Regions from separate parts of the Homo sapiens genome. Here region 2 is linked to region 1. A link is a loop called in an ENCODE intact Hi-C map of the cell type or tissue named here. Cell type or tissue: endothelial cell of umbilical vein. All regions are shown on one strand. Each heading gives the region's core, and the rest is flanking DNA. Links, peaks and the distances in the headings are about the cores only. Region 1 has its middle 66 kb from the start of PIM1. Region 2 has its middle 15 kb from the start of PIM1.

What was found. Hi-C counts contacts between places; a loop is a spot of excess contacts. Peaks named below come from ENCODE experiments on the same cell type or tissue, not always from the same donor. Only the 100,000 strongest peaks of a DNase experiment are listed, where the experiment ranks them.
Region 2: it touches region 1 in a loop (3-fold over the local background); 29 of 110 quality-filtered maps call a loop at or near these places.

The regions. Positions count from the first base shown.
Region 1 is chr6:37,095,926-37,112,201 of GRCh38, forward strand. No RefSeq gene overlaps it. Among named protein-coding and RNA genes, the nearest start is that of PIM1, 66 kb to the right of the region's middle. RefSeq lists silencers at 3,668-3,962, 6,628-6,767, 6,778-6,957, 9,773-9,832, enhancers at 5,934-6,541, 6,542-7,149, 7,396-7,445 and a cis regulatory region at 13,735-14,559. In endothelial cell of umbilical vein, for the core only: no CTCF peak of the experiment used is centred there; DNase peaks (open chromatin) are centred at 6,816 and 7,586; H3K4me3 peaks cover 696 bases; H3K27ac peaks cover 1,839 bases.
Region 2 is chr6:37,147,283-37,163,558 of GRCh38, forward strand. No RefSeq gene overlaps it. Among named protein-coding and RNA genes, the nearest start is that of PIM1, 15 kb to the right of the region's middle. In endothelial cell of umbilical vein, for the core only: no CTCF peak of the experiment used is centred there; a DNase peak (open chromatin) is centred at 10,159; H3K27me3 peaks cover 469 bases.

The sequences.
Region 1 (16,276 bases), core at 2,691-10,690:
ATTTGAACCTGGGAGGCAGAGGTTGCAGTGAGCCGAGATCGCGGCACTGCACTCCAGCCTGGGCAACAGAGAGAGACTCCGTCTCAAAAAAAAAAAAAAAGAAGTTGACAATTTGTGTAAGATGACAACAAGCTTTCCATTTGTGCAACACCTCACAGTTTTCAAAGTCCTTTCATTATCTCATTTAATCTTCTTCACAATCCTGCCAAATAATTTTCATGATCTCTGCTCCAGAATGAGGAAACCAAAGCTTTCCAAGTCACAAGGGCCTGCCCCCAAGATCATCTAACCAGCCAGGGAAGAGCTGGAACTTGACCTCAGGTCTCATGATTCCCCCCCACCAAGGAGGAATGGCACACTACCAAGACAGCCCAGCTCAGTGGTTTGTAACCTGCCCCAGCATGAAGACCCCTTGTTCCCTTTGGAAATGACTGCAGCCCTGCAAAGGAGAGAAGCTGTTATTCTGGGCTTTGGTAAACGGGGAAAATTCATAGTGACAAAAAACAATCAGGCCTTCAGCACAGCTGAAAAGGAGTAGCACAGTTATACACCAGACATTACTTACACAGTTGGCAGATAGTATTTGGAGTTCAAATAGACATAGAGCTTCTTGGAATAATTCTGCAGCCCACAGGCAGTAACGACTGGCCGGGCCTATACTACCAAAGTAGTTCAGAGAAGGCACCATCTCTAAAATCTGTGTTCTTGACCAGGGCGTGGGGGTAGAGGGGTATGGGGGCATTTAAATTCAATGAGGTTGGCAAAAATCAGGACTGAAGAAATAGTGGGAGCAAAGGAGCTTGGCTGAGGGAGACAGGTGTATGGAGAGACCCAAAGGATATATGGATGTATGTGTATTTCTTTTGCAGAGAAGGGTTGATTCTAGATGCCCAATGGCCATTTGAACAGTTAGAGTAAGAGGGGGACTGGGAGTGGAGAGAGTGGTCTAGAGATGAGATAATGCTAGTCAAAATCCCTTACCTGATGCCTTTGGGTCAGATGTGTTTTGTAATGCAGAGTCTTTCGGATTTTAGAAAAGGAACACAGTGCCATGCCACATATTTTGCAAAGCCCCCAGCAGAATCTGGGATGTCATCAAATACTTTAAACAAATACTTTAATATTCCTGCAAAAAAGTACATGGAAAATTCACACTAGGTGGGAATAAAAAAAACTCAGGTTTTGTCTGGGTGCTGTGGCTCAAGCCTGTAATCCCAGCAGTTTGGGAGGCCGAGGCAGGCGGATCGCCTGAGGTCAGGAGTTCAAGACAAGCCTGGCCAACATGGTGAAACCCCATCTCTACAAAAATACAAAAATTAGCCAGGCATGATAGCGAGTGCCTGCAATCCCAGCTAGTCAGGAGGCTGAGGCAGGAGAATCGCTTAAACCCAGGAGGCGGAGGTTGCAGTAAGCCGAGATCGTGCCATTGCACTCTCCAGCCTGGGTGACAGAGTGAGACTCAAATCTCAGGTTTTGTTGCCAAATGTGTTTCGTTTTCAGAGCTTTTAGGTGTTTGGAGTTGTAGATGAGATATTGTGAACTTAAAAATTGAATAAATGTTACTTTTGGCTTGTTTGCATTCTAAGCTGATTGACATGCATTATCTCATTTAATCCTATGTCAGCACTATGAGGTTATTATTCTCAATTACCAGTGGAGAGAACCGAGGTTAAGAGATGTTGAGTGACTTGCCCAAAGTCACTCAGCTGGTCAGTGGCAGAGTGGGGACCAGAACCCAAGTCCCTGAGATTCCAAAGCAAATTCTATCTGCCTAGGGAGAAGCCCATTCTGCCAACCTTACAATTTTGTCTAGGTCAACCACTCTTAAGAAGTGAAATTATCCATCAAGGAACAAAGAGAACAACTGAAGTCCCAGCTTGTGGTACTGAGTTCTCACCTATCACTTTTAAGTATTTTGGATGGCCGCCCTCTACACCATACCATTTCCCAGTGCACCATGTGCCAGCTGAACAAAACAGGCAGCCACTCCATGCCCTGAGCCTGTAAAGATCCCTGGTGATCACTAATTTTTCACCTTCCAGAATCTGCTCAAGGCAGTGCAGTGCAGCAGTTAAGCACATGGATGTTAGAGTATGGAGGACACATCCCAGCTCTGCAACTCACCAGCTGTGCAACCCTGCAAGACATTACACCTCTCAGGGCTTTGGTTCCCTTACCTGTAAGATACGGTATTGGCTGGGCACAGTGGCTCACGCCTGTACCCCAGCACTTTGGGAGACTGAGGTGGGTAGATCATGAGGTCAAGAGTTTGAGACCAGCCTGGTCAATATGGTGAGACTCTGTCTGTACTAAAAATACAAAACTTAGCCAGGTTTGGTGGCGGGTGCCTGTAATCTCAGCTATTCGGGAGGCTGAGGAGAATTGCTTGAACCTGAGAGGTAGAGGTTGCCATGAGCTGAGATGCCACTGCACTCCAGCCTGGGCAACAGAGTGAGAATTTGTCTCAAAAAAAAAAAAAAAAAAAAGCCAGGCATGGTGGCTCACACCTGTAATCCCAGCACTTTGGGAGGTCGAGGTGGCGGTTCATGAGGTCAGGAGATCGAGAGTGAAACCCCGTCTCTACTAAAAATACAGAAAATTAGCCGGGCGTTGTGGCGGGCACCTGTGGTCCCAGCTACTCGGGAGGCTGAGACAGGAGAATGGCGTGAACCTGGGAGGCGGAACTTGCAGTGAGCTGAGATCACGCCACTGCACTCCAGCCTGGGCCACAGAGCAAGACTCCGTCTCAACAAAAAAACAAACAAACAAAAAAAAAAAAAAAAAAAAAACACCTGCCTTATTGCTGTTGTGAAGATTAAGTGAATGAATATACATTAAGTCCTGAGAAAAAAGCTGTCCTAGAATAAGCACTTGATGTTGTGCCTATGAAAGAGTCTTTTCTGCGCCCAACCAACCACTCCCTTCTCTACCCTGCACACTGGCCATCAGAGTGCTTGTACCACCTTTCCCCCACTTATTTGTCTGCTCCGACACCCAGGATAGAGTGCAGTGGCATGATCATGCTCACTGCAGTTTCAACCTCACGGGCTAAAGTGATCTTCTCACCTTAGCCTCCTGAGTGTCTGAGACTACAGGTGCACACCACCCCACCTGGCTAATTTTTTTATTTTTTGCAGAGACAAGGTCTCCCTGTACTGTCCAGGCTGCTCTCTAACTCCTGGGCTCAAGCAATCCTCAGGCCTCAGCCTCCCAAAATGTTGGGATACAGGCCTTAAGCCATGGCACCCAGCCTGTATCTGTTTTTTGCTAATAAACTAACATATTGTAAGGAGGAGTTGTGCTGTACTCAGTTCTGTCCCAGCACTCAACACAATGCCAGGCATACCATAGGCACTCATTTACTGCTGAAGGAATGAATGAATGAATGGGCTATGTCTGCAAGTGCTTATAATTTTATTATGGAGAAAGTCATCAATTTGAAAATAAATAATATGATTCTCATTTTCCACAGGCATATCATAAAATCCTATTTCTTGTAAAGCCGTAGGAAAGGGGGTTGGCAAAAATCACATAAGTTGCAATCCCAAGACACCATGGAGTTGACGGTATGCTGGGTGATGGGTTGTGCCCATGTGAAAAATAGCTGCACTGCACATGCCAGCCATGGGACAGTCAGTGCCTCTGGGAGTCTGGAGATGGGAGAGGGCAGAACAATATGAAATGAGTCACAAATGTGCATGTCATCCTTGCTCAAGGTAAAATAGGACTGTTGGGTAACAATAGGAACCATGTCACAAGGCAACACGAGGCAAGTGCATGCCTTTGAGTGATGGGCACAACCATGGGTGTGGGGTTCAGAGGATGGAAAGCCCCCTTCCCCAGGATGCTTTCTTCCTCAATTGCTTTCTTCCAAATCAAGATCTCATGTGAAGCCAGTGGTTCACACCTGTAAACCCAGCATTTTGGGAGGCCAATTTGGGCACAATCACTTGAGCTCAGGAGTTCGAGACCAGCCTGGGCAACATGGTGAAACCCCATCTCTACTAAAAATACAAAAAATTAGCTTGGCCTGGTGGTGCGCTCCTGTGGTCCCAGTTACTCAGGAGGCTGAGGTGGATCACTTGAGCCTGGGAGGCGGAGGTTGTGGTGAGCCAAGATTGTGCCACTTCACTCCAGCCTGGATGACAGAGTGAGACCCCATCTCAAAAAACAAAAAACAACTCATGTCGTTGGTGGTACACAACTGTAGAACTGTAGTCCTAGCTACTCGGGAGGCTCAGGATGGAGAATCGCTTGAGACCAGGAGTTCACGCAAGACCTTGTCTAAAAAAGGAAAAACAGGCCAGGTGTGGTGGCTCAAGCCTGTAATTCCAGCACTCTGGGAGGCTGAGGTGGGCAGATCACCTGAGGTCAGGAGTTCGAGACCAGCCTGGTCAACATGGTAAAACTCTGTCTCTACTGAAAATACAAAAATTAGCTAGGCGTAATGGTGCACAACTATCATCCCAGCTACTTGAGAGGCTGAGGCAGGAGACTTGCTTGAACCTAGGAGGTGGAGGTTGCAGTGAGCCGAGATTATGCCATTGCATTCTAGCCTGGGCGACAGAGCAAGACTCCATCTCAAAAAAAAAAAGACTGGGCGCAGTGGCTCACTCCTGTAATCCCAGCACTTTGGGAGGCTGAGGCGGGGGATCACGAGGTCAGGAGATCAAGACCATCCTGGCCAACATGGGGAAACCCCGTCTTTACTAAAAATACAAAAATTAGCCGGGTGTGGCAGCACGTGCCTGTAGTCCCAGCTACTCCGGAGATTGAGGCAGGAGAATTGATTGAACCCCAGAGGCGGAGGCTGCAGTGAGCCGAGATCGAGCCACTGCACTCCAGCCTGGGCGACACAGCGAGACTCCATCTCAAAAAAAAAAAAAGAAAAAGAAAATGAAAAAAAAATCTAATGTGGGTGCATCTGATCGGTGGAACTTAGGTCACCTGCTTACATGTTAGTTGCAAGGACATCTGGGAAGGTCAGTTTCTGGCCTTTACTTTGGGGAAGTGGGATTTATGATGTGGGAAAAACCCAAAATAGGAAAGTTGATCAAAAAATGCTGGTGACTGTAGGCAAGGCAAACGCCCCCTACATATGGTTTAGGATTTTTTTTTCTCATAAATACAGAATACTAATTTAATCATTCTCTGAACCTCCAGTGCCTAGCTCAGTGCCTGGCAGACAGCAGAACTCAATACACTAGAAAGGAAAGGAAGAGGGAGGAGAGAGAGATTGCACATTTACATGCTGCCTTACCAAGCAAGGTTGAATGAAGACTTGCTGTTTGGGTACATAAGACTCCCAAGGCCCTTTAGGAATTTGAAGGAAGGGGACTCCCTTGCACATACATGCTTAAGTCACACCTGTAAGCTCTGGCGTACAGCCTCCGGACCACATGAAACGCTCGATGTGTCCTGAGTAGTCGTCCACTTTCTCTGTAGCCCACCTGTTTGCTTACTGTCACTCAGGCTGTCACTGAATCTCCTCCCCTCCCTAGTCCCAGGAGAGGTTTTACTAGTCTCTGAAGGCCAATCTAAAACAGTTGTTGCAAAGGCAACGCCAGAGGCCTCCCAGGGTGATGACTATGTTGACAAAGATCACTGGCACCTAAATTCAAGCAGGTCTGTAAAACTCTGTCTTGTTCTTTTTTTTTTTTTTTCTTTTTGATATGGTGTCTCACTCTGTCGCCCAGGCTGGAGTGCAGTGGCGCGATCTCGGCTCACTGCAAGCTCTGCCTCCCGGGTTCACACCATTCTCCTGCCTCAGCCTCCTGAGTAACTGGGACTACAGGCGCCCGCCACTATGCTCAGCTAATTTTTTGGTATTTTTAATAGAGACGGGGTTTCACCGTGTTAGCCAAGATGGTCTCCATCTCCTGACCTCGTGATCCGCCCGCCTCGGCCTCCCAAAGTGCTGGGATTACAGGCGTGAGCCACTGCGCCTGGCCTGTCTCGTTCTTCATGGTCAAGGTGGGCCATGACAATGATAACATGGGTCCTGCCTCTTAAAGTTTATATTGTAGTTTAATTGGTGAGCACACACACGCTTAAATGATGAGCAGCTCTCTGGGTGCCAAATGAAATAGGAAAAAGCAAATGCTCCCAAGGTTTAAGGAAGACCAGGTTGGCATAGCTGAGCTGATGAGAAAAGGTGCTGGAAAGACGGGGGGCTGTTAAGGGATGAAGTAGTTAGAGTACGTGGGAGCTGTGGCAAACCTGCATTCTTCCCTAACCCTTCCAAACCAGGTCAGATCCCGGTAGCATCACCACGGTACCCTTCATATCAAGGCTGAATTTCATTTTGGTGATTATCTGATCCGGTGTCTGCCTCCTCCATTTTACAAAGATCTTGCCATTGTGCCCCAGGACAGCGATAGGTGGGCAGAGGCCAGTGAGGACCAGGTCAGGGCGAGGCTGCTGGGAGGGAGAGGCTGAGCCGATCACAAAGACAGTCTGCAGCTTTCCTCCTCCCCCTCCCCCAGGGAGGAGCAGCTGATGTGTTTCAGGAGTGTTCCAATCCAATTAGTGCCCTCCCTCCCCTCCACGGTGGCCCAAGCCACCACTCCCTTCCCCGAGGTGGAGACTGGGTGGGGAGGGGGTGCTGAGGAGGTCTGAACATCCTGACCCAGCTCCTCGTGGCAGCACAGCTGGCTCGCTGCTACTGAGCTCAAGGCTGCTATGACAGCGCTCGTTTCCAGGCGACTGTTCTGGGGAATGCTCTGTTTTGGCAACCAGAGGGCCCCCGGGTAAGGGGGGCCCGCAGGACGCCGCGTCATTTGCATGGCAACCTCCTCCCTCCCCGAGCTGCGCGCTGCTCTGCGGCAGGCGGGCAGCCTGGCCCGGCCGCCCCGGCCCCTCGCCCTCCGCCCAGGCCCGCCTTGCGGCTCCGGCGCGGCGCTGTCACCGCCTTCTCCACACCGGGAGGCGGAGGCTGCACGCAGAGCTAGGGCATTTCCGGAAAGGCTGGTGCCCTAGGGAAGTGGGGAAATGATGCTTGGGGACAAAACACTGAAATGGGGGAGGGGAAATGAAATAAAATCTTTCCAAGCCAGAGTCAAAGTCACATGGCTTGGTAGCATCAAAATGCATTCTGGATAGCAGGGTTGGCTCACAAAATGTTTATTTAGGTGAACTCACAGCTAAGCCCTAGGAGATACTCAGAAAATTTCTTTTGGATCATTACACTGCATGTGTGTGTGAATTTGGGAATGGGAAAAAATATTTCTTACCTAGGCAAATAAGGCAGTGATATTCTTAGGAAATATTTTCAAATTCTTGCAGGGGGACTTGGTGACATTGTATTTTCTGAATTTGTTGGAAGAAACCGAAAGAGAAAATAAATTCCTGGGAGCCTCCCTTCTCTCCTGCATATACCCACCCCACCCAAACCACACACACCAGCACAAGTCCATGATGCCAACTGGGATACCAGGGCTGTGACATGTGGACCAACATTAACTGCCCAAGGACACATGCCCTGGGCTGGAACCTGAGAGGGGGTTGGGCCGGGGCAGGTCACCCCAGCTGAGCGATCACATTTCCCTGGCAGCTGTCCAAGGGGCAGCTCCCAGCTGCACCTGTTTGTGGGGTGATTTGCTTTTATCAGTATTGACACAGCAGCAGGGCCAGGGAATAGCATAGTAATAAATAAATGAGAGAGGGAAAAAAAATAAAAAAAGGCCGGAGCCACCGAGGCGAGGCAAAAATGCTGAGGTCTTTTTTTGCTTGTATGTCAGCGCATTCAATCCAGTTTCCCCACCCCTGAAATCTCTGAGGATCACAGAGCAGGCTTGGCATGGGAACTCTGGGTCTTAAAGAGATAGAATTGCAGAATCAGAGGCATCTTAAGATCCTTTTGTGCCAGGCGTCCCTAACCAGCAGATCTCAGGGTTACTTGCTACCCTCACCTGCCCCTACTGTTTGTCAGGAACCTCAGCAGGAAGGGAGTTTCTTCCTCTCTCTGCCAACTTTAGCATCAGGGAAGTAGAATAATTCAAGTGGAGGGTCTGGAGTTAGTCAAACCTAGGATCAAATCCTGGCTCTGTCTAGCTGTGTGACTTGGGGTATATTAACTAACTACTCTGAGCCTCGATTCCTCTCCGGAAAAAATGGAGAAAATATCTTTCCTTTTTTGTTTTGTTTTGTTTTGTTTTTTGAGACAGAGTCTCGCTCTGTCGGCCAGGCTGGCATGCAGTGGCATGATCTCAGCTCACTGCAACCTCTGCCTCTCAAGTTCAAGCAATCCTTGTGCCTCAGCCTCCTGAGTAGCTGGGATTACAGGTGTCCGCCACCACACCCGGCTAATTTTTTGTATTTTTAGCTGAGATAGGGTTTCACTATGTGGCGCAATCTCGGCTCCGTGCAACCTCTGCCTCCCGGGTTCAAGCAATTCTCCTGCCTCAGCCTCCCAAGTAGCTGGGATTATAGGCGCCTGCCACCACGCCCAGCTAATTGTTGTATTTTTAGTAGAGGCGGTGTTTTACCATGTTGGCCAGGCTGGTCTCAAACTCCTGACCTCAAGTGATCCGCCCACCTCAGCCTCCCAAAGTGCTGGGCTGCCAGGCATGAGCCACCGCACCCAACCTCCCTCGGCTTTCTTTCCAGGATTGGAAAAAAATGCAGTACAAAACAAAAAGCAAAACAAATCTGTGGAATCTGATCTATTCCAGAAATGAGAGAGGGGAAGCAAGAGCCTGACGCTCTCTTCGTTCCTCAAATAGGGCCAAAGGTTGCCTCTTGGTTTTTCCAGCCTTGTTGTCACTCTTCAGGGGGCCGCAAGCTGACTCACCTATGCTCTAATACAATATGATACAGTAAGTCGGATGTAAACAAACCTGTTCACCAGAAGCCACCTGACCAAGCCTAGAGATAAAATGCACTTGTAAAAATTACTAGCAATAAAGTCACTACCATGTTTCAAACACGGAGGCAGGTCTCCAGGGTCAGGCTAGTGTATCAGCCATAAACATGGTTTCTGCTCAGACCGCTCAGCTCTAACCCCAGGCCTGACACCTACCAGTCACATGCCTGTGTCAGGTTATTTTACTTTCAGAAGCTTTGCTTTTCTTGTCAGTAAGATGGGGGCAAGAATACCCCATCAGCTTGTTGTGAGGACCAAATGCATGAAAAGCATGTAGTAAGAGCTTCACAGGGAGAAAATACTTGATCATGTTAGCACATGGGATCATTACTGTTAGATGAATGAGGCCAGACACTGTCATATTTATCTCTATATCCCCAGATCCTCAAGGCCTGGGATTTGGTAGGTACAGTAATGTTTGACGAATGAATGAATGCCAAGGCCCCTGCCCAAAAGAAGTCAAAATCTACTAGGGAAATATAAGACGTCAACTGCCCATGCCACTCACATGTGGGAGACAGCAGAGGGTTAAAAGCCATTCTGCCAGTCCCCAGGCCCCAGAGGAGGCAGTCCCTTTGATCCTTCAGTTTCATCTATCCAGGATGCTTTCAAGAGAGGAAAACAGGAAGTATCCCTGATAGCCCCTGCTTGCTCTTTTTTTTTTTTTTAAATGATGGGGAGTAGGAGGAGGATGGTCCTTTGGGTCACATTTTGTCAGGAAATCAGCCTCCTTCCTTTCAAATGCTGGAGCTTCCAAGGGGGCAGATAAATAGCTTCTTGCTCAATGCAAAGAGAAAGATGTGGTCCAGGGTAACGAGTTAGGGTTCCTTAGTTGACCACATTACTGTAACCAGATTGCAGGTGGTTTCAGACTATGTCGTCCTTCGCTTTCATTCACTCACTCACTCACTGTTGACTAAGTGCCTAGCCCTGGGCTGGACCTTGGGGTTATGGCTCAGTGTCTAACGTCCAGCATATAAATAGACCAAAAGATACAGGACAGTGAGATCAGAGAAGGTGGGGTGAACACAGAAAATTAAGAACTCTAAAGGAGAAAACAGCAACAGGAATGAGAAAGAGGTTATAGAAGAGAGAAACATAAAAGAAAAAAAGAAAAAACCTGGAGAAGGATAAATGTATAGGAAAGAAAAAAAAAAACAAGTTTATAAGAATTTGTAGCCAAGACAATAAAAGCCTCATAATAGAGGTGCATGCAGGAGAAAGCCATAAGCTCCAGGGACACACAAGGATGACAGCATGGGTAGAGGCAGGAAGGAAAATAATGACTTAAGACTGCAGATCTGGTGCTAACTTAGCCAGCCCCAAAAAGAGAGTATTTGCTAACCCCTAGTGTGCTAAAGTCATATTTAAATGTTTAATTTGTTAATAAATTCAGTTATATTAATACTTTGTACATCATATTATGTACTTTGTACATAATACAATGTACATCATTTGCCAATGATGGACATTGGTTACATGGGTGGTTCCATTTGTCAACATTACACAGTTAAGATTTCTGCATTTCAAGGTATGTAAATTTCACTAGAAGTTAAAAAAAAAGAACTATAAGAAATAACCAGGCTGGCCAGGCGTGGTGGCTCATGCCTGTAATTCCAGCACTTTGGGAGGCCAAGACAGGAGGATCACTTGAGGCCAGGAGTTTGAGACCAGGCTGGCCAACATGGCGAAACCCTGTCTCTATTAAAAATACAAAAATTAGTTGGGTGTGGTGGCATGCGCTTGCAGTCCCAACTACTCAGAAGGCTGAGGCACGAGAATCACTGGAACCTGGGAGGTGGAGGATGCAATGAGCCGAGATCGTGCCACTGCATTCTAGCCTGGGTGACAGAGTAAGACTCTGTCTCAAAAATAATAATAATCATTAAATAACCAGGCTGGGCGCGGTGGCAGGTGCCTGTAATTCTAACACTTTGAGAGGCCGAGGTGGGAGGATCGCTGGAGGCCAGGAGGTGGAGACCAGCCTGGGCAACAAAGCAAACCCTTCCCACCACATATAGAGGAAAAGAAATAACCATCACGTGGGCAAGGTGGTGGAGGTAGAGATGAAACAAGAAAGAATGCTGATGATTGCTGAATTTGGGGGATCTATACATGGAGGTTCATTATATTGTTCTGTTGACTTTGAATTTCTTTGAAATTTTCCATAATAAAAGTTTCTAAAAGTGGTCCATAATGTGTCACTGTTATCCTCAAGCAAATTCTTTTGTGTTATCAGGAAGTCAGCTGAGACATTATCTAATCCAGTGTTCCTGTTAGAGATGAGGAAACTGAGGTGCACCTTGCCTTGTTCGAGGTGTTCTCAGATATCAAGTGGCAGAGCCGACGCTGGACTCTCAGGAAGAGCACCACCCTTTTGACCTTTCCACCCTCCCCTGCTCATGGGAAGCCAGCTCAGAGCTGGTCTTTGGCTGCAGATGGAATTTACCCCTTACCTTAGGTTACCTTTCCAATCCCCAGGCCCAGGTCTTGATGTGCAGGGAAATCGAGTGGGATCGGGGAGTCTCGTGGAGGCAAACCACTTTTCTCCTCCCTGTTTGGGTTCTCAAAGATAATCCTGAGTTTGCAGAAAGTCCATGAGGTCCCCTAGCTACTATATGTCAAAGGTGGGAAAGGAAACCCACACAATTCATCAAAGATTTCCGGCAAGGAATCAACACTGAAAGAAGAGTCCCAGCTCCTCGGCTAACAGGGGTGTTGCCTTAGTGCAGTCAATTCACCTCTCTTACCTTGGTTTTCTCACTTGAAATAAGAGAATGAAGATTTCGGGTTCTATTTATCTTACAGGGTTGACGGGAGGATCCCAAGAGAGGGGAAGCACTTTGAAAAGTGAAAAGGGGGGAGCGGGGGAGGGATAGCATTAGGAGATATACCTAATGTTAAATGACGAGTTAATGGGTGCAGCACACCAACATGGCACATGTATACATATGTAACTAACCTGCACGTTGTGCACATGTACCCTAAAACTGAAAGTATAATAAAAAATAAAAAAAAAAGAAAAGTAAAAAGAGGGCTCGGCACAGTGGCTCACACCTGTAATTCCAGCACTTTGGGAGGCCGAGGCAGGTGGATCACCTGAGGTGGGGAGTTCAAGACCAGTCTGACCAACATGGAGAAACCCCGTCTCTACTAAAAATACAAAATTAGCCAGTGTGGAGGCACATGCCTGTAATCCCAGCTACTCGGGAGACTGAGGTAGGAGAATTGCTTGAACCCAGGAGGCAGAGGTTGCAGTGAGCCGAGATTGCACCATTGCACTCCAGCCTGGGGAACAAGAGCAAAACTCTGTCTAAAAAAAAAAAAAGAAAGAAAGAAAAGTAAAAAGAGGCTGGGCACAGTGGCTCACGCCTGTAATCTCAGCATTTTGGAAGGCTGAGGCGGAAGGATCACCTGAGGTTAGGAGTTCCAGACCAGCCCCTGGCCAACATGGTGAAACCCTGTCTCTATTAAAAAAATGCAAAAATTAGCCAGTTGTGGTTGCAGGCACCTGTAATCCCAGCTACTCAGGAGGCTGAGGCAGGAGAATCGCTTGAACCCAGGAGGTGGAGGTTGTAGTGAGCAGCGATCGCACCATTGTACTCCAGCCTCGGCAACAAGAGCAAAACTCCGTCTCAAAAAAAAAAAGAAAAGAAAAGAAAAGTAAAAAGAGATGTACAAATTATTATTATCATTGTTTTGTTTTTCACCCAGGCTGTAGTGCAGTGGCGTGATCTTGGCTCACTGCAACCTCTGCCTACTGGGTTCAAGCAACTCTCATGCCTCAGCCTCCAAAGTAGTTGGAATTACAGGCGTGCACCACTATGCCCAGCTAATTTTTGTATTTTTAGTAGAGATGGGGTTTTGCCATATTGGCCAGGCTGATCTCGAACTGCTGACCTCAAGTGATCTGCCTGCCTCGGCCTCCCAAAGTGCTGGGATTATGGGTATGAGCCACTGTGCCCCATCAGCCACTGTGCCTGGCCCGTCCAAATTTGATGTAGCATTATCACAAAGTGAGGGGTGGGGGAAGAGCAAGAAATGACAAGGAAGGAAATCAGGGAACCTTTTGTAAGATATATATATATATATATATATATATATATATTTTTTTTTTTTTTTTTTTTTTTTTTTTTTTGAGGCAGGGTCTCACTGTGACACTCAGGCTGGAGTGCAGTGGCACAATCTTGGCTCACTGTAGCCTCGAACTCCAGGGTCAGGATGCATGCTATCACACCCGGCTAAGTTTTGATTTTTGATTTTTGTTTTTTGTTTGAGATGGAGTTTTGCTCTTGTTGCCCAGGCTGGAGTGCAATGGCATAATCGCAGCTCACTGCAACCTCTGCCTCCCAGGTTCAAGTGATTCTCCTGCCTCAGCCTCCCGAGTATCTGGGATTACAGGCATGCATCACCATGCCCGGCCAATTTTGTACTTTTAGTAGAGATGGGGTTTCTCCATGTTGGTCAGGCTGGTCTCAAACTCCCGATGTAGGTGATCTGCCCACTTCGGCCTCCCAAAGTGCTGGGATTACAGGCGTGAGCCACCGCGCCAGGCCCATTTTGTAGTTTTTGTAGAGATGAGGTTTCGCCTTGTTGCCCAGGCTGGTCTCGAACTCCTGAACTCAGGCAATCCTCCTGCCTCATTCTCCCAAAGTGCTAGTGCTGGGATTACAGGCATGAGCCACGGTGCCTGGCCTGCAAGATTCTTGAGTATTCTCTTTTGGGTTGCGTCTTTGAGGAGAATAGGCTTTGGGGAGCGGGTAATATAGCATTTATTGATGCCTTGCACCATGCCAGACATTGTGTTTTGTTCTCTCTGTAATATCTTGTTTACTCCTCCAAATCACCCGACAGGGAGGTACTGTTATTTTGCTCATTTTGCAGACAAGGAAACAGAGGCATAGAGATGGTTTGGCAACTTGCCCAAGGTCAGACAGCTAGTTAGGGCAGAGGTGGGACTCAAACCCAGTCCATCCTGGGAGTGAAGCCCATGCTCTCACCCCAGGCCTCTCATCTGAGAGCCAAGGGGGCTGAGGAGGCAGCTGAGCCGCCGAGGAATGGCTGGCTGACACCTGGGCATTCGACTCACAGTCAGGAGACCTGGACTCGAGCTCCAGCTCAACTGCTTATTAGCCATGTGACCTGGGCCAAGTCATGCCACCTCTTGGGGCCTCAGTCTCTTCAGCTGCAAAACAGTGATAATAAAACCTGCTCCACCTACTTCGTGGGGCGATGTGAGGATTCCATGAAATCAGTGATAATGCAAATGCTTCGAAAACAACTGCAAAGGGCTGCAGAAATGAAGAGATCATGGTAATTTCTTCAGAGAAGCGTCTCCTGGATTATCTCTTGGTGACATTCTAGCTCATCTCCTCCACCTATCCTCAACAGCCTGAGTGTTGGAAGTCAGAACCCTGACCTTGTGGGTCTCTTCCAATACCGCTTTGGTGCAGAGGCAGAAGACAGCTGTTACAGACCGTACCCACTTAAGAATTCTCCAAACAAACATATTAGAGCATTGGCTTAAGGTTCAATCCTACACCAGGAATTTCAGCAAGGGCCCCTGTCTCCTGTTTGTCGTAAAACAAACAGGCTTTCAGCTACTTGGGCAGGATTTAACTAGCGATCAGCCCTAGAGATAAGTGGATCACGCTCAACAAGCTCACATGGGAATAATTTGTACCCAATAGCAGTTTATAATTTATATCTTTGAATCCACAGTCAGGGAGTTAGTTATCTTTGCAGTGACTAGAGACACAGACTCCCCCCATATTACACGCCCCCTCTGTCCAACACAGAGCTAAATGAGAAGCAGAATGAGTAATCGGGAGACTGAGTAGTGGGCATGAAATCACAGTCCAATGTGTGAATCGCTCATTCTTACTAGAAGCCTGTAAAAATTGGAAGGTGGGACCTCCTTCAGTTTATCTGTTCTGTATACCACCCCCCACCTCTCGCTTACCCGTCATACCTATAGCACTAAGCACAGTGCCTCGCACAACAGCTCAGAGAATGTTTCGAAATGAGTGGAATTAGGGGAAAGAGAATGCAGTGGTTTCACAAGTTTCCTGGAGGTCAAGGTGAAATCTGGTGTTTGGCTCCTTCATGGGACCAGCTTGTTTGTGCCTCTTTTGTTGCGGCCTCTCCCTTCTGGAAACTCATCATCCAGTCCTGAATAGAGTAGCAGCATTCAACTCCATCTAAGCTTAAAGGGACTATGTTTCCAAACCCCACATCAGGAAACAAAGCTTGATGGAACATTTGAAACCAGGAATCTATATCCCAGAAGGATCCACGCCCTTCTGTTTGCACTTGGATTTACACTATCCTCTTTCTGCATTTTGACAGATTTTTCTGAGTCCAGTTTACCAGTTTATAGCTTTCCTTACAATGACTCAGTTACTCCTAAATACATCTAGGGAGATCCCTTAGACTCATCAGTAGACTTTCAAATCACCTAACCCAATGGCTTATTGATCCTATTCTGAAGTTTGCTCGGTTCTACACTTTCTTCTTCCAATGTCTTCTTGGAGGCCCCTACACTATGCATCTACTACCCAGAGCACAGGTGGGGCGGGTAGAACATCTGAGCACAGAGAGAACCCTAATGTGCTAGGTGGTGCAAGAAAGGTCTTGGATTCTGTTTCCAGCTCTGCCTCTAATAATGACTAGCCTGGCCAATCCCTTTAGTAGAGATGGGTGAAACCCCATCTCTACTAAAAATACAAAAAATTAGCCAGGCATGGCTGGGCACGGTGGCTCATGCCTGGAATCCCAGCACTTTGGGAGGCCGAGGCAGGCGAATCATGAGGTCAGGAGTTCAAGACCAGCCTGGCCAACATGGTGAAACCCCATCTTTACTAAAAAATACAAAAAGTTAGCTGGGCATGGTGGCAGGCACCTGTAATCCCAGCTCAGGAAAATCGCTTGAACCCGGGAAGCGGAGGTTACAGTGAGCTGAGATCGCACCACTGCACTCCAGCCTGGGCAACAGTGCAAGACTCCGTCTCAAAAAAAAAAAAATTAGCCAGACATGGTGGCGGGTGCCTGTAATCCCAGCTACTTGGGAGGCTGAGGCAGGAGAATCATTTGAACCCAGGAGGCAAAGGTTACAATGAGCCAAGGTCGCATCATTGCACTCCAGCCGGGACAACAAGAGCGAAACTCCGTCTCAAAAACAAACAAAACAAATAATCATTGGTGCACACATGACAATCATTGGTGTGTCCTTTGGTAAGTCAGTTCCCTCTAGGTCTCATCTGCAAAATGGAGAGGAAGGTTAGGCAGCACAGACTCAAGGTCTTAATGATCTCTTGCAAGTCAAGCACTCAATAAGTCATGAGATGGGAGAATTTGCCCACATGCTCGGCTTTCCCTTCTGTAGTTTAGGGATAAATGGTCTATGCTCCTATC
Region 2 (16,276 bases), core at 5,681-13,680, 54 kb after region 1:
AGGATTTCACCATGTTGGCGAGGCTGGTCTTGAACTCCTGACCTCGTGATCCACCCACCTCGGCCTCCCAAAGTGCTGGGATTACAGGTGTGAGCCACTGCGCCCAGCCAAGAAAAGGTCTTTCTATGTTGCCCAGGCTGGTCCTGATCTCCTGGCCTCAAGTGATCCTCCTGCCTCAGCCTCCCAAAGTGCTGGGATTACAGACATGAGCCACTGTGCCCAGCCTAGGAATGCATATTGTATATATGGATAATAACAATTAAAAAATGTAAGTCAGACTATTGAATCTAAGGGGATATGAGTGCAAGTAACTACACACATGGTGGTGGCTCGGGAAAGCTTTTACAGCAGGTGGGCCTGCTGAAAATCCTTCCACGGCCTTCTACCACTCTTCAGATAAAATTCATACTCCTCAGAAAGGCACACACAGGCTGGGCACGGTGGCACACACCTGTAATCCCAGCACTTTGGGAGGCCGAGGCGGGTGGATTGCCTGAGATCAGGCGTTCGAGGTCAGCCTGGCCAACATGGTGAAACCCCGTCTCTACTAAAAATACAAAAAGTAGGAGAGTGTGGTGGTGCATGCCTGTAGTCCCAGCTACTTGGGAGGCTGAGGCAGGAGAATCACTTGAACCTGGGAGGCAGAGGTTGCAATGAGCCAAGATTACACCACTGCACTCCACACTCCAGCCTAGGTGACAGAGTGAGATTCCATCTCAAAAAAAAAAAAAAAGAAAGAAAGAAAGGCATACACAGCTCTTCATGATCACCTGTGGCTGCTTGTTCAGTTGAATTTCTCTCCACTCCCTTTTCACTCCAGGGACCATACTCAGCAGCAAGGTAAAAGTCTGTGATAATGTGAATTTCAGATGTAGCTGCAACTGATAATTTGTTCTCTATCAAGCTCCCACTCCCCTTCTCAAATGGGGGTAAAATGTTGGAGGTGGGGCAGCTGAGAAGTGACTGCCTCATGATCATCTGGACTTTCTCACTTCAGTGAGCCTTGGTTGTGTACATAAGGAATTTCACTATCTTTACCTTGTGTGCTTTTCCTGATAGCACAGATCCTACTGAAAAATAACCATTTTTCTTTAACTTCACAATGATAATGCAACCTTTTCCTCTATTTTGTGCTTATAAAATTTTTGGATTAGCTGGGTGTGGTGGCACATGCCTGTAATCCCAGCTACTCCGGAGGCTGAGGCAGGAGAATCGCTTGAACCTGGGAGGCGGAGGTTGCGGTGAGCCGAGATTGCGCCATTGCACTCCAATCTGGGCAACAAGAGCGAAACTCCGTCTCAAAAATAAATACATAAATAAAAATGTTTGCACCCTACTTACTACAGCATGACTTTTTTTTTTCTGTTCATGCAAATTCATGCCTCTGGATGTTTGCACATGCTTTTTCTTATTGCTGAAATTTGAGTTTTCCCATCCTATCCTTCCACTAGCTGATTCTTCCATTTATTTTCATGTTTCAGGACCCATGGGCTGCCTCTGCGCTGAAGCCTTACCTGATCCTGGAGATCAGATTTAAAGGGTTTCATTGCTTTTTTTTTTTTTTTTTTTTTGAGACGGAGTTTCGCTCTTGTCGCCCAGGCTGGAGTGCAATGGTGTGATCTCGGCTCACTGCAACCTCTGCCTCCCGGGTTCAAGCGATTCTCCTGCCTCAGCCTCCCGAGTATCTGGTGCCTGGGACTACAGGCGCCACCATGCCCAGCTAATTTTGTATTTTTAGTAGAGATGGGGTTTCTCCATGTTGGTCAGGCTGGTCTAGAACTTCTAACCTCAGGTGACCTGCCCGCCTCAGCCTCCCAAAGTGCTGAGATTAAGGTGTGAGCCACCATGCCTGGCCAAAAGGCAACTATTTTTATGATCAGGTTCAATAGTCCCTCATGTGCGTATCTGTATAAATTCATATTGATGTCTAGGATCTTCTCACTTGTGAATCTTATTTTTATTATTTTTGAGACAGAATCTTGCTCTTGTTGCCCAGGCTGGAGTGCAATGGTGTGATCTCAGCTCATGGCAACCTCCACCTCCTGGGTTCACGCGATTCTCGTGCCTCAGCCTCCCGAGTAGCTGGGATTACAGAGGCGCACCACCATGCCCGGCTAATTTTTGTATTTTTAGTAGAGACGGGGTTTTACCATGTTGTCTAGGCTGGTCTCGAACTCCTGACCTGGTGATCCGCCCGCCTTGGCCTCCCAAAGTGCTGGGATTACAGGGGTGAGCCACCGCGCCTGGCAGCGAAGCTTATTTTAACCAGTCCCACGTTAGTGTTTGCCTGTCCCAGCTCACTCATTTTGGTTGATCTAGGCTCTAGTCACTCAGCCATTCCCAGAGAAGGTCCTAAATCTCTGAAAACTTTAGTATTGTTTTCAGAGTTTATTTTGCAGCAAATCATAGGGGCATTAATAGTTTCTGATTTGAATTTTTCCCTGTTCTTACAATTCTAGGTAGAGAAAGGTCTTCTCTAAGCCTAGGGGATGTGTGCTTTCTGGGTGGGTTCCAGAGTAAATGCCTTTTTCCTTAAGTGATATAAATAGTCTAGTCACTACTTCCAAGCCCTATTAAGAAGAGGAACAGAACTGTTTCCTCTAGTGTCCCCTGAGAGCTGATAACTGGATGCCAAGAAGTTGGCCAGATCATGCAGGATAGACAGCTGTCTACATGGTGTAATTTGAGGGGTTTGAGGAAATCCCCCATCTTAAAATATCTTTCCCAATGGCCCTACACATGCCTGAAATGTATGACTTATGTCTCAGAGTAAGGTGCTGCTGAAATGCAATTGTTATCCATGAGTAGACTCATATTCAGCCATTATCACTCATTAGCATCCCAGTTTAAATTAATTTATCAGATTAGTTGGCTGAGTAGAGTCCCAAAGACATGCAGGCACAAGACAATAAGTTTTAATGAGAACGCTGATCCCAAAGGGTCTGAAGTATGGGGTACTGGGCCAGTCAGGTGAAGGGTGGCAAGGATGGTCAGAACAGTTTGAGGGCAGCTGGGAAGGTCTGGTCAAAACTCCGGAGGGGAGATGTAGAATGTGGGTTGGGGAGGCTCTGAAGACAATCCCAGGATTTCTCTATTTTGAATATCACCACAGTAAAGACTCTTTAAAAACAAACGAGCAAACAAAAAACCACAACACTCTTTTTCCTTTGGGGTTATTTTATTAGGTTATTTCCCCAAAGTGGAATTTCCAGGTTAAAATTAAAGTTTTGATTGCACAACGTCAAAATGCTACAGAGCCACTGATCCTGTGTAAGTATAGTTGGGTTGAAATGTCTTTGTATAATTAGAATAATCATCTTTGTAGAAGGCCACTCATTCTTTCATTCAACCAAAAGCTGTTGAACTTATAGTAAATGCCAGGTGCCATATTAGGATCTGGGGCTACAAAGACAAAATCAATACTCTCTACTTTTTTGTGGTTGTTTTTTTGAGACAGGGTCTCCTCTGTCACCCAGGCTGGAGTGCAGTGGCACAATCACAGCTCATGGCAGCCTCAGCTTCCCCAGCTCAGGTCGTTCTCCCGCCTCAACCTCCCAAATAACTGGGACCACAAGCATGCACTTCCATGCCCAGCTAATTTTTACATTTTTGTAGAGATGGAGTTTCACCTGGGTTCAAGCAGTCCACATGCCTCTGCCTCTGAAAGTGCTGGGATCACAGGCATGAGCCATGGCACCTGGCCAGTAATCCCTACTTATACTCCTCAGTTTGAGATAATTCAATTATTCTTGGTTGTTCTTTCTTTCTTTTTTTTTTTTCTTTTTTACTTTTTTTTTTGAGATGAAGTCTCGCTCTTGTCCCCCAAGCTGGAGTGCAATGGCGCTATCATGGCTCACTGCAACCTCTGCCTCCCGGGTTCAAGCAATTCTCCTCCTTCAGCCTCCCGAGTAGCTGGGATTACAGGCGCCTGCCACCACGCCCGGCTAATTTTTGTATTTTTAGTAGAGATGGGGTTTCACCATGTTGGCCAGGCTGGTCTCAAACTCCTGACCTCAGGTGATCTGCCCACCTCGGCTTACCAAAGTGCTGGGATTACAGGTGTGAGCCACGCACCCGGCCGAACCTTCCCTTTCCCTTCCCTTCCCTTTCCCTTCTTCTCTCTCTCTCTCTCTCTCTCCCTCTCTCCCTCCCTCTCTCTCTCTCTCTTTCCTTTTCTTTCTGATGGAGCCTCACTCTGTCACCCAGGCTGGAGTGCAGTGGCGCAATCTCAGCTCACTCCTGCCTCCCAGGTTCTCCCTACCTCAGCCTCCCAAGTAGCTGGGATTACAGGTGCACGCCATCACACCCGGTTAATTTTTGTATTATTATGATTTTTTTTAAAAGAGACAGGTTTTCACCATATTAGTCAGGCTAGTCTCAAACTTCTGACCTCAAGTGATCCGCCCACCTAAGACTCCCAAAGTACTGGGATTAGAAGCATGAGCCACTGCTCCTGGCCAGTGTCATATCTTTCTATTACATTTCCGACATTCTTTTTTTTGTTTTGAGATACGGTCTTGCTCTGTCGCCCAGGCTGGAGTGCAGTGGTGCAATCTTGGGTCACTGCAGCCTCAACCTCCAAGGCTCAAGCAATCCTCCCACCTCAGCCTCCTGAGTAGCCAAGACTATAGGTGTGTGCCACCATGCCTGGCTAATTTTTGTATTTTTTGTAGAGACAGGGTTTCGCCATGTTGGCCAGGCTGGTCTCGAACTCCTGGCCTCAAGTGATCTACCTGCCTTGGCCTCCCAGAGTTTTGGGATTACAGGCATGAGCCACTGGGCTTGGCCCCTGACATTCTTTTTTTTTTTTTTTTTTTTTGAGATGAGTTTTGCTCTTGTTGCCCAGGCTGGAGTGCAGCGGTGCAATCTCGGCTCACTGCAACCTCAGCCTCTCAGGTTCAAGCAATCCTCCTGCTTCAGTCTCCTGCGTAGCTGGGATTACAGGCGCCTACCACCACGCGACGGCTAATTTTTTGTATTTTTAGTAGAGATGGGGTTTCACCGTGTTGGTCAGGCTGGTCTTGAACTCCTGACCTCAGGTGATTCACCGGCTTCAGCCTCCCAAAGTGCAGGGATTACAGGCATAAACCACTGCACCTGGCCGGGCTCTGACATTCTTATTTTGATTTATATTATCCTGGAGTCTTCAATTTTTTTTGCCTTGAAAACTATTGCCATTTTGTATGGTCTTTTAAAAAGTCACCATAGTACTATATGTGTGTTGAATTGATTCAAATATTACAGTAAAATTTCACAGTAATCCCATCTCCCAGAGAGGACCAATATAAGTAATTTAGTTAATTATCGTTTTTAAATCACCCCGTACTGAGTGCCTATGATATAATTGCCAATTATTGAGCTATATCTAGGAGAGAGCTGTTATTAGCCTCAAATTACAATGAGGAAACTGAGTCTTTAGAATTTAAAATTACACAACTCCTAAGTGGCCAAGTCAGGATTGAAACCCACCTCTGTCTGACTCCAAAACCGGTACTCATGTTGAGCATGAAAGAGTCATTTCTGGCCCCGTGCGGTGGCTCATGCCTGTAATCCCAGCACTATGGGAGGCCGAGGTGGGTGGATCACCTGAGGTCAAAAGTTTGAGACCAGCCTGGCCATCATGATGAAACCCTGTCTCTACTAAAAATACAGAAAATGAGCTGGGCATCGTGGCGGGTGCCTGTAATCCCGGCTACTCGGGAGGCTGAGGCAGGAGAATCGCTTGAACCCGGGAGGCAGAGGTTGCAGTGAACTGAAATTGCACCATTGCACCCAGCCTGAGCAACAAGAGTGAAACTCTGTCTCAAAAAAAAAAACAAAAGAGAGTAATTTCTTGAACACTTTAATAGCTAATATCTAAAGACTATTAACACTCACCCAAAAATAAGATTTTCTTGTCATAGGCTGGGCTTGGATGGGAGTTATTGGATTTCAGAGTCAGTATTTTTGTAAAATCTTTCTTTTTTCTTGAGATGGAGTTTTGCTCTTGTTGCCCAGGCTGGAGTACAACGGCGTGATCTTGGTTCACTGCAACCTCTGCCTCCCAGGTTCAAGCGATTCTCCTGCTTCGGCCTCCCACATAGCTGGGATTACAGGTGCCCGCCACCACATCCAGCTAATTTTTTTTATTTTTAGTAGAGACGGGGTTTCACCATGTTGACCAGGCTGGTCTCGAACTCCTGGCCTCATGATCCATCCACCTCAGCCTCCGAAAGTGCTGGGATTACAGGCATGAGCCACCGCGCCTGGCTCACTCCTTCCTTCCTTCCTTCATCTTTCCTTCCTTCCTTCTCTTTCCTTCCTTTTCTTTCTTTCTCTCTTTTTCTTTCTTTCTTTTTTCTTCCTCTCTCGCTTTCTTTCTTTTTTTTTTTTTTTTGACAGAGTCTTAGCCAGGCACAGTTACTCATGCTTGTAACCCCAGCACTTTGGGAGCCTGAGGCAGGCGGTCACTTGAACTTAGGAGTTTGAGATCAGCCTTGGAAACATGGTGAAACCCCATCTCTACAAAAAATACAAAAATTAGCCAGGCATGGTGGCACATGCCTGGAGCCCCTGCTACTTGGAAGGCTGAGGCAGGAGGATCACTTGAGCCTGGGGAGGTGGAGGCTGCAGTGAGCTGTGATCGCATGCCACCGCACCCCAGCTTGGGCGACAGACTGAGAATCTGTCTTAAAAAAAAAAAAAGTGAAAAACAGAGAATCTTGCTCTGTTGTCCATGCTGGAGTACAGTGGCACAATCTCAGCTCCCTGCAAATTCCACCTCCTGGGCTCAAGTGATCCTCCCTTCTCAGCTTCCAGAGTAGCTAGGACTATAGGTATGTGCCATCAGCCTGGCTAATTTTTGTATTTTTTTATAGAGACAGGGTTTTACCATGTTGCCCAGGCTGGCCTTGAACTCCTGGGCTCAAGCGATCTACCTGTCTTGGCCTCCCAAAGTGCTGGGATTACAGGTGTGAGCCACTGTGCCTGGTGTAAAATTTTTCATAAAGTGTATTAGTCTGCTAGAGCTGTCATAACAAAGGACTACACAATCTGGATGCCTTAAACAACAGAAATTAAATTTTGATCCAATTCTGGAGATTAGAAGTCCAAGGTCCTGATGTCTGTAGGGTCAGTTTCTTTTGAAGCCACTCTCCTGGGCTTGTAGACAGGTGTCTTCTCAGGGGTAGAGCATTTGACTGCAGATGGCTGTCTTCTCCTCCCTGTATTTTCTTTTTTTTTTTTTTCCCCTTTGTTATTGTTGTTGGAGACAGGGTCTTACTCTATCCCAGGCTGGAGTGCGGTGGTACAATCATGACTCACTACACTCTCGAACTCCTAGGCTCAAGCAATCCTCCCACTTCAGCCTCCTGAGTAGCTGGGACTACAGGTGCATACCACCATGCCTGGTTATTTTAAAAAATATCTATTTTTTGGTAGAGACCGGGGTCTCACTATGTTCCCCAGGATGGTCTTGAACTCCTGGCCTCAAGCAATTTTTTTTTTTTTTTTTTTTTTTTTTTAGACAGAGTCTTGCTCTGTCGCCCAGGCTGGAGTGTAGTGGTGTGATCTCGGCTCACTGCAACCTCTGCCTCCTGGGTTCAAGTGATTCTCCTGCCTCAGCCTCCCAAGTAGCTGGGATTATAGGTGCCCACCACAACATCCAGCTAATTTTTTTGTATTTTTAGTAAAGATGGGCTTTTACCATGTTGGCCAGGCTGGTCTCGAACCCCTGTCCTCACGTGATCCGCCCGTCTTGGCCTCCCAAAGTGCTGGGATTACAGGCATAATCCACCACACCCAGCCTCATCTCCTCTTCTTATAAGGATACCAGTCATATTGCATTAGGGTCTACACATATGACCTCATTTTACCCTAATTACTTCTTAAAGGCCCTATCTCCAAATACAGTTATATTTTCTGAGGTACTAGGGAGTTAGGACTTTTACATGAATTTTGGGGGACACAATTCAATCCGTTACATAAAGTAAACCTAAAAGTATTAATCATCATATGAAAAGAGTAGGATAATGGGATGTTGGTTTTCTGCCGAGCCATATTCACTCCTGTGGTTCAGTTTTAGAAATATTTATTAATATCCACTGTGTTCAAGTCTTGATGCTAGGGAAACAAAAACTGCAAGGACACAGGCTCTGCCTTCCAGGAGTTCACAGACTCTCTGGAGAGCCATGAGACAGACCATGGGTTCTGAAACCCCAAGGTACACTGGAGTCGCCTGGAGTGCTTATCAAAACACAGATCGCTGGGCTCCACCCCCGGAGTTTCTGATTCAGTGGGCAGGCAGTGGGCCCGATAATTTGCATTTCTGACAAGTTTCCAGGTGCTGCTGGTCCGAAGACCACACACTTTCAGAACTACCGAACTAGACATATCAAGAGCACGTGTGATGTGTATGATTGAGGTGGCACAGGTGCACAGAGACGAGACCATTTTCTGTTTTCATGCTAAAGCAGTTGAGGAGACAACTGGGAAAGTCCCTCTGCACCTGAAAATTCCCCAGGAAAAGTTCTAGTTAGCATTTAGACCTTGAACTTGTAAACATATTACAGCAAAAAATATGCATTGCCTATGCCATTAATTTGCCACTTGGTAAATACTACCTTTCGTTACTAATTATATCTCTATAAGAACCTAGGGTAACAATAAAGTCTGAGTTCACTATCCTTGTTCTGCAAATGCTATGAGAACTTTGGCAAATTACTTCCTGTCTCTGAGATTTGGTTTTGGTCATCTGTAAAATAGAGATTAGGACAGTCAAGGTGGTTTGCACCTGTAGTTCTAGCACTTTGGGAGGCCAAGGTGGGAGGATTGCTTGATGCCAGGATTTTGAGACTAGCCTGGGCAACAGAACAAGACCCCCATCTCAAATTATATTTAAAAATGTTTTTGAGACAGGTTCTCACTCTGTTGCCCAGGCTGGAGTGCAGTGGTGTGATCATAGCTCACTGCAACCTCAAGCAATCCTCCCACCTCAGCCTCCTGAGAGGCTGGGACCACAGTCGCATGCCACTACGCCTTGCTAATTTTTAAAAAATTTTGGGGGCTGGATGTGTTGGTTCAGGCCTGTAATCGTAGTACTTTGGGAAGCTGAGGCTGGTGGATCACTTGAGCTCAGGAATTTGAGACCAGCCTGGGCCACATGGCAAAACTCTGTCTCTACAAAAAATACAAAAATTAGCTGGTCATTGTGGCATGTGCCTGTAGTCCCAGCTACTTGGAAGGCTGAGGTGAGAGGATCACTCGTGCCCGAGAGGTTGAGACTGCAATGAGCCGAGGTTGTGCCACTGCACTCCAGCCTGGGCGACAGAGTGAGACTGTCTCAAAAAAACAACACACATACCCACACACCAACTCCACACACAAATTTTAGGTAGATACAGGGTCTCACTCTTGCCCAGGCTGGTCTCAAACTCCTGGGTTCAGCATTCCTCCTGCCTCGGCCTCCCAAAGTGCCGGGATTACAAGTGTGAGCCACTATGCCTGGCCTATATGTGATTCCTTAAGCAGGAATTAGGACCATATCTTTTGCCTCTGTATATAACTCCATGTATTTAGCACAGTACTTTAAACATAGTAGCTGTTCAGTAAAGGTTTATTAATTAATTGACCAAATCAGTCAGTATCACTGCAAGATACAAAAGATTCTTATGGGCCAGGTGAAGTGGCTCACGCCTATAATCCCAACACCTTGGGAGGTCGAGGCGGGCGGATCACGAGGTCAGGAGTTAGAGACCAGCCTGACCAACATGGTGAAACCCCATCTCTACTAAAAATACAAAAATTAGCTGGGCGTGGTGGCAGGTGCCTGTAATGCCAGCTACTCAGGAGGCTGAGGCAGGAGAATAGCTTAAACCCGGGAGGTGGAGGTTGCAGTGAGCCAAGATTGCGCCACTGCACTCCAGCCTGGGCGACAGATTGAGACTCCAACTCAAGAAAAAAAAAAAAAGATTCTTATCTTACTGCTATAAAGATTGTAGTTTCCCTTTAAGCTAAGGCTAACCCTTACCCCATATGCCTGGCCACTAAAAGCTCTCATTTTTAGCAGCCATTCTTCTTTGACACTACTCACCTACATGGTCAACTTTTAACATTGTTCCAATCACCATTCATTTCTTTTGCACACATATTGAAGGAAATTATCCATGAACTCTATTGTCTTTCCATTCATTACCTTACATCCTGATTGTATTTAATCTGGCTCAGAGCCCTCCATGCTCTGAGTGTGAACTCTAACACACAAAGAGCTACCCCATACATTGTCCCCCAATTAGGGCTTGTGTCTGTCTGATCTGTAGACCTTGGGCAAGTTATTTACCTTCTTGGGTAAAATAATAAGATAACTAAAGAAAAAAAGTGTCATACAGATATAAATAACATGTACAAATGTGTATGTGCCATATATATGCCCCATAAAGTGATTAGTTAGAATAGTTCTTAGCACATAGTAATTGCTCAGTTAATATTATATATTATCTCTACAAATTAGACTATATCTATTTCTCTAGGTCTTTGACTTAGGAATCTGGCAATCTTAATTTATAGAAGCACTTTTCTGAAAGAGGTAAAAATTTTCTTTGAAATCTCTCTATATATTTTTTATTTATTTTATTTTTTTGAGACGGAGGGAGCCCCAGGCTGGAGTGCAGTGGTGCAATCTCTGCTCACTGCAAGCTCTGCCTCCCGGGCTCACGCCATTCTCCTGCCTCAGCCTCCCCAGTAGCTGGGACTACAGGCGCCCGCCACCACGCCCGGCTAATTTTTTGTCCTTTTAGTTGAGACGGGGTTTCACTGTGTTAGCCAGGATGGTCTCGATCTCCTGACCTCGTGATCCGCCCGCCTCGGCCTCCCAAAGTGCTGGGATTACAGGCATGAGCCACTGCACCCTGCCTATTTTTTTATTTTTTATTTTTTTGAGACGGAGTCTCGCTCTGTGGCTCAGGCTGGAGTGCAGTGGCGCGATCTCGGCTTACTGCAAGCTCTGCCTCCCAGGCTCACGCCATTCTCCTGCCTCAGCCTCCCCAGTAGCTGGGACTACAGGCGCCCGCCACCACGCCCGGCTAATTTTTTGTCTTTTTAGTTGAGACGGGGTTTCACTGTGTTAGCCAGGATGGTCTCAATCTCCTGACCTCCTGATCCGCCCACCTCGGCCTCCCAAAGTGCTGGGATTATAGGCGTGAGCCACCACGCCCGGCTATTTTTTATTTTATATGTACTTTCTGAGACAGGGTCTTGTTCCATCACCTAGGTTGGAATGCACTGGCATGATCATAGTTTACTGCAGCTTCGACCTTCTGGGCTCAAGTAATCCTCCCACCTCAATCTCCCGAGTAGCTGGGACAAAAGACAAGTGCCACCATGCCTAGCTAATCTTTAAATTTTTTTGTAGAGATGGGGTCTTACTATGCTGCCCAGGCTGCTCCTGAACTCCTGGTCTCAACCAGTCCTCCCACCTTGGCCTCTCAAAGTGTTGGGATTACAGGCAGGAGCCACCATACCTGGTGAAGTCTATATTTTTATTTTTATTTTTTATTTTTTTTGAGATGGAGTCTTGCTCTGTCTACCAGGCTAGAGTGCAGTGGCGCAATCTCGGCTCACTGCAACCTCCGCCTTCCGGTTTCAAGTGATTCTCCTGCCTCAGCCTCCCAAGTCACTGGGATTACAGGCACCTGCCACCAGGCGCAGCTAATTTTTTTGTATTTTTACTAGAGACAGGGTTTCACCATGTTGATCAGGCTGGTCTCAAACTGCTGACCTCGTGATCCACCTGCCTCCGCCTCCCAAAGTGCTGGGATTACAGTCATGAGCCACTACGCCCGGCTATGAAGTCTATATTTTTAAAAGAGCAAACAGCTATCCATCTTTTCATTATAATATACAATAAAAGTGGGCCCGGTGCGGTGGCTCACGCTTATAATCCCAGCTCTTTGGGAGGCTGAGGTGGGCGGATCACCTGAGGTCAGGAGTTCAAGACCACCCTGGCCAACATGGTGAAACCCAATCTCTACTAAAAAATACAAAAATTAACCAGGCATGTGGCGGGTGCTTGTAATTCCAGCTACTCAGGAGACTGAGGTGGGAGAATTGCTTGAACCCAGAGGCAGAGGTTGCAGTGAGCCCAGATCGTGCCACCTGGGATCATCCTGGGAGACAGAGTGAGACTCCATCTCAAAAAATAAAAAATAAATAAATAAATAAAAGTGGCAGGGGCAAGATTGAGGCAGGGGAAATTCAGTCTCTTAGATGTGTTCTCTTTGGGGTTTAATTCAATTGTTTTAAAAGGTATCTGTTTAGCACCTCTCAAAGGGAACTATGTGGTCTTTAAAAATGTGCAATACAAGCTAGACACCATGGCATGCCTCTGTAGTCCAAGCTACTTGGGAGGCTGAGGCGGGAGGATCACTGAGCCCAGGAGTTCAAGGCCAACCTAGACAATATAGTGAGACCCCTGTCTCTCTTTTTTTTTTTTTTTGAGATGGAGTCTCGCTGTGTCGCCAGGCTGGAGTGCAGTGGCGCGATCTCGGCTCACTGCAACCTCCACCTCCCGGGTTCAAGCCATTCTCCTGCCTCAGCCTCCCGAGTAGCTGGGACTACAGGTGCATGCCACCATGCCCAGTTAATTTTTGTATTTTTTAGTAGAGACGGGGTTTCACCATGTTGGCCAGGATGGTCTCAGTCTCCTGACCTTGTGATCCACCTGCCTCAGCCTCCCAAAGTGCTGGGATTACAGGCATGAGCCACCGCGCCAGGCTGAGACCCGTCTCTTTTTTTTTTTTTTTTTGAGATGGAGTTTCGCTCTTGTTGCCCAGGCTGGAGTGCAATGGTGCAATCTCTGCTCACTGCAACCTCCGCCTCCTGGGTTCAAGCAATTCTCCTGCCTCAGCCTCCTGAGTAGCTAGGATTACAGGCATGCACCACCACGCCCGGCTAATTTTGTATTTTTAGTAGAGATGGGGTTTCTCCACATTGGTCAGGCTGGTCTCGATCTCCCGACCTCAGATGATCTGCCCGCCTCGGCCTCCCAAAGTGCTGGGATTACAGGCATGAGCCACCGTGCCTTGCCAACCCGTCTCTTTAAAAAAAATTTTTTTTACGGCCAGGCACGGTGGCTCACGCCTGTAATCCCAGCACTTTGGAAGGCCGAAGCAAGTGGATCACTTGAGGTCAGGCGTTCGAGGCCAGCCTGGCCAACGTGGTGAAACCCTGTCTCTACTAAAAATACAAAAATTAGCCAGGTGTGGTGGTATGCGCCTGTAATCTCAGCTACTCGGGAGGCTGAGGCAGAAGAATTGCTTGAACCAGGGAGGCGGGGGTTGCAGTGAGCCAAGATCATGCCATTGCACTCCAGCCTGGGCGACAGAGAAGACTCCATCTGAAAAAAAAAATTTTTTTTTTTTACAATATGATCTCTGCACTTGAAGAGCTGATGGTCTCATTGGGGAAACATGAGTCCTTTCAAAGTGGGTATTAAATTAATGCTTGCTGCTCCTTAAAATGATGCTATAATGACAGTAACTACTTAGATAACAAAAGAATATGATTGTATCAGATTAGTATTACAAGTAACTGCTGTGAGTTTAAAAACTATTGGCTGGAGTGGTCAGGGAAAGCTGTAAGAAGTCCAAATGGCCTTCAGTTGGTCTGAAAGGACAGACAGAATTTGGGGATGTGTGTGCAATTTGGGTTAAAGAATGTAATCTGTGTTGTCTTTAAGCCCTGCATCAGAGGACCAGCTATTTGCCAACATAACTCCCATTTACAAGAGTAACTTCAGATAAAACCCTGATGACTGCCAAGTCTGACTTTCTCATCTAGTGAGTGGGTGTCTCTCTAATAAAGTAGCATCACTGAACACAGAAGCAAGCTTAACCTATCCAGGGAAAAGTGACACCATTTCTATAAAGGGAACAGCACAGCTCCCTAGTTCTCCAGAGTGAGCAAGATTGTATTTAGACATGCAAAGAATCTCTGACAAAGTAATACATTGAAGGCCATAAAAAACAGCTCTGTATCTGTAGTATAGTTGTTCTAGTTCTGGCTGTGGTGAGCTGTCATGTTTGTTTTAGCAGCATGCCACCTAAAAAGAGAAGTAAAACAGAGTTGGAAAAGAGGAAGTATATGTTGAAAATGTAAGTTTCTCCAAATTATTGAGTAGATTTCGTCCAATAATGTTACTACATGTCTTTTTTATCATTTGGAACTTGGAACACTCTGTGTATTAACCACGATATAAGCAAATATTCCTAAACTATAAGCTTCAAAGGATTATTTGAATAGAGAATCTTCCTAGTTTCTTCTTCAGTAGACTGAAATAGCCAGGCACAGTGGCTGACGCCTGTAATCCCAGCACTTTTGGAGGCCGAGGTGGGCAGATCACGAGGTCAGGAGTTCGAGACCAGCCTGGCCAACATAGTGAAACCCTGTCTCTACTAAAATCACAAAAAGTAGCTGGGCATGGTGGCGCGTGCCTGTAGTCCCAGCAACTGGGGAGGCTGAGGCAGGAGAATCGCTTGAACCTGAGAGGTGGAGGTTGTGGTGAGCCGTGATCGTGCCACTGCACTCCAGCCTGGGCAACAGAGGGAGACTCTGTCTCAAAAAAAAAAAAAAAAGACTGAAATAAAATATCTGTCATCTTTTGCAACATGACATCAGGAGCTCCTACTAATTCTCTCTGGCTTCTTGCTTTTGATTTAAAAACTTTTGAGGCCGGGAGCGGTGGCTCACGCCTGTAATCCCAGCATTTTGGGAGGCTGAGGTGGGTGGATCACAAAGTGAGGAGTTCAAGACCAGCCTGGCCAAGATGGTGAAACCCTGTCTCTACCAAAAATACAACAATTAGCTGGGTGTGGTGGTGCACACCTGTAATCCCAGCTACTAGGGAGGCTGAAGCAGAAGAATCGCTTGAACCCATGAGGCAGATGTTGCAGTGAGCCGAGATCGCGCCACTGCACTCCAGCCTGGGTGACAGAGCGAGACTCCGTCTCAAAAAAAAAAAAAAAAAAAAAGAAACTTTTATTCATTCATTTCATGCGTATTGGGGAATACAAAAAAACAACACAAAGCATCTTTTGCTTCACTTCCTGACTCTACTCACCGTGTTCTCTCTCTCCTTCCTACTTACTCGTATTTTACTCATTAAGACCTGAGTTAAGATCTACATCCTCCATGGAGCCTCCCCGGACCTCTTCAGCCTCCTCTGAACCTTGACTTTGTGGATGATGCTATCAGAACTTAATCACAGAAGACCTTGTTAAATCTCTTTTTTTGTTTGTATGTTAGAGACAGGGTCTGACTCTGTCGCCCTGGTTGGAGTGTAGTGGCACGATCAAGGCTCACAGCAACCTCTGCTACCTGGGCTCAAGCAGATCCTCCTCCCGAGCTCAGCCTCCCGAGCAGCTGGGACTACAGGTATATGCCATCACATCCAGCTAATTTTTGTATTTTTTGTAGAGACGGGGTTTCACCATATTGGCCCACCTGGTCTTTAACTCCTGGGCTCAAGTGATCCACCAGCCTCAGCCTCCCAAAGTGCTGGGATTACAGTCATGAGCCACTGTGCCCGGCCGTTAAATCTCTTAAACTCATTTTGTGTTCCTTGGAAAGGCAGAATGGCATGGTGGGTAGGAGATTGCTCTGCCACTTAACAGTGTAGCCTTGGGCAAATTACTTATCTCTGTTCCGTTTATTTATCTGTAAACCAATGAAGATAGTAAAAATGCCCACCTCATAGGATTTATATGGGGATATAAATAGAACAATGCCTAGCACATCATTGATGCTCAATATTGGCTTTTAGTACCCTATCTCTTTTGCCCCTCCCGCCAATGATTTTCATTTCTTAGCCTTTATGTTCAATTAAAGGATGATGGTTTCTGCCTTCAATATATTTATAGTCTAGTTGTAGAGATGAGACAAATACAGAAAAATAAGACTATATACTATTAGATGACAAATTAGATACACAATAAAGAAATGTTTTCATCACTTTCTTTGTAGTGCTTACAAGGATGTTCCATGAAATCTTTTTTGCACTTTTTTTATTTTACCTTGATGAACTTTGTGGCTTTTCCAAAGTCTTACATCAGCAATTTTATTTTACTTTTAAAAGATGGTAGACAATCCCCTCACCAGCTCCTAGATAGAAGACATTCTCTCTCTCTCCCTCACACACACACACACACACACACACACACACACACGCACAGACACGATGGCCCTTTTCTTTGTTAGTTAGACATGCAGCGTTTTTGTTCATGTGTCTGCCTGGTTGTTCTGATCT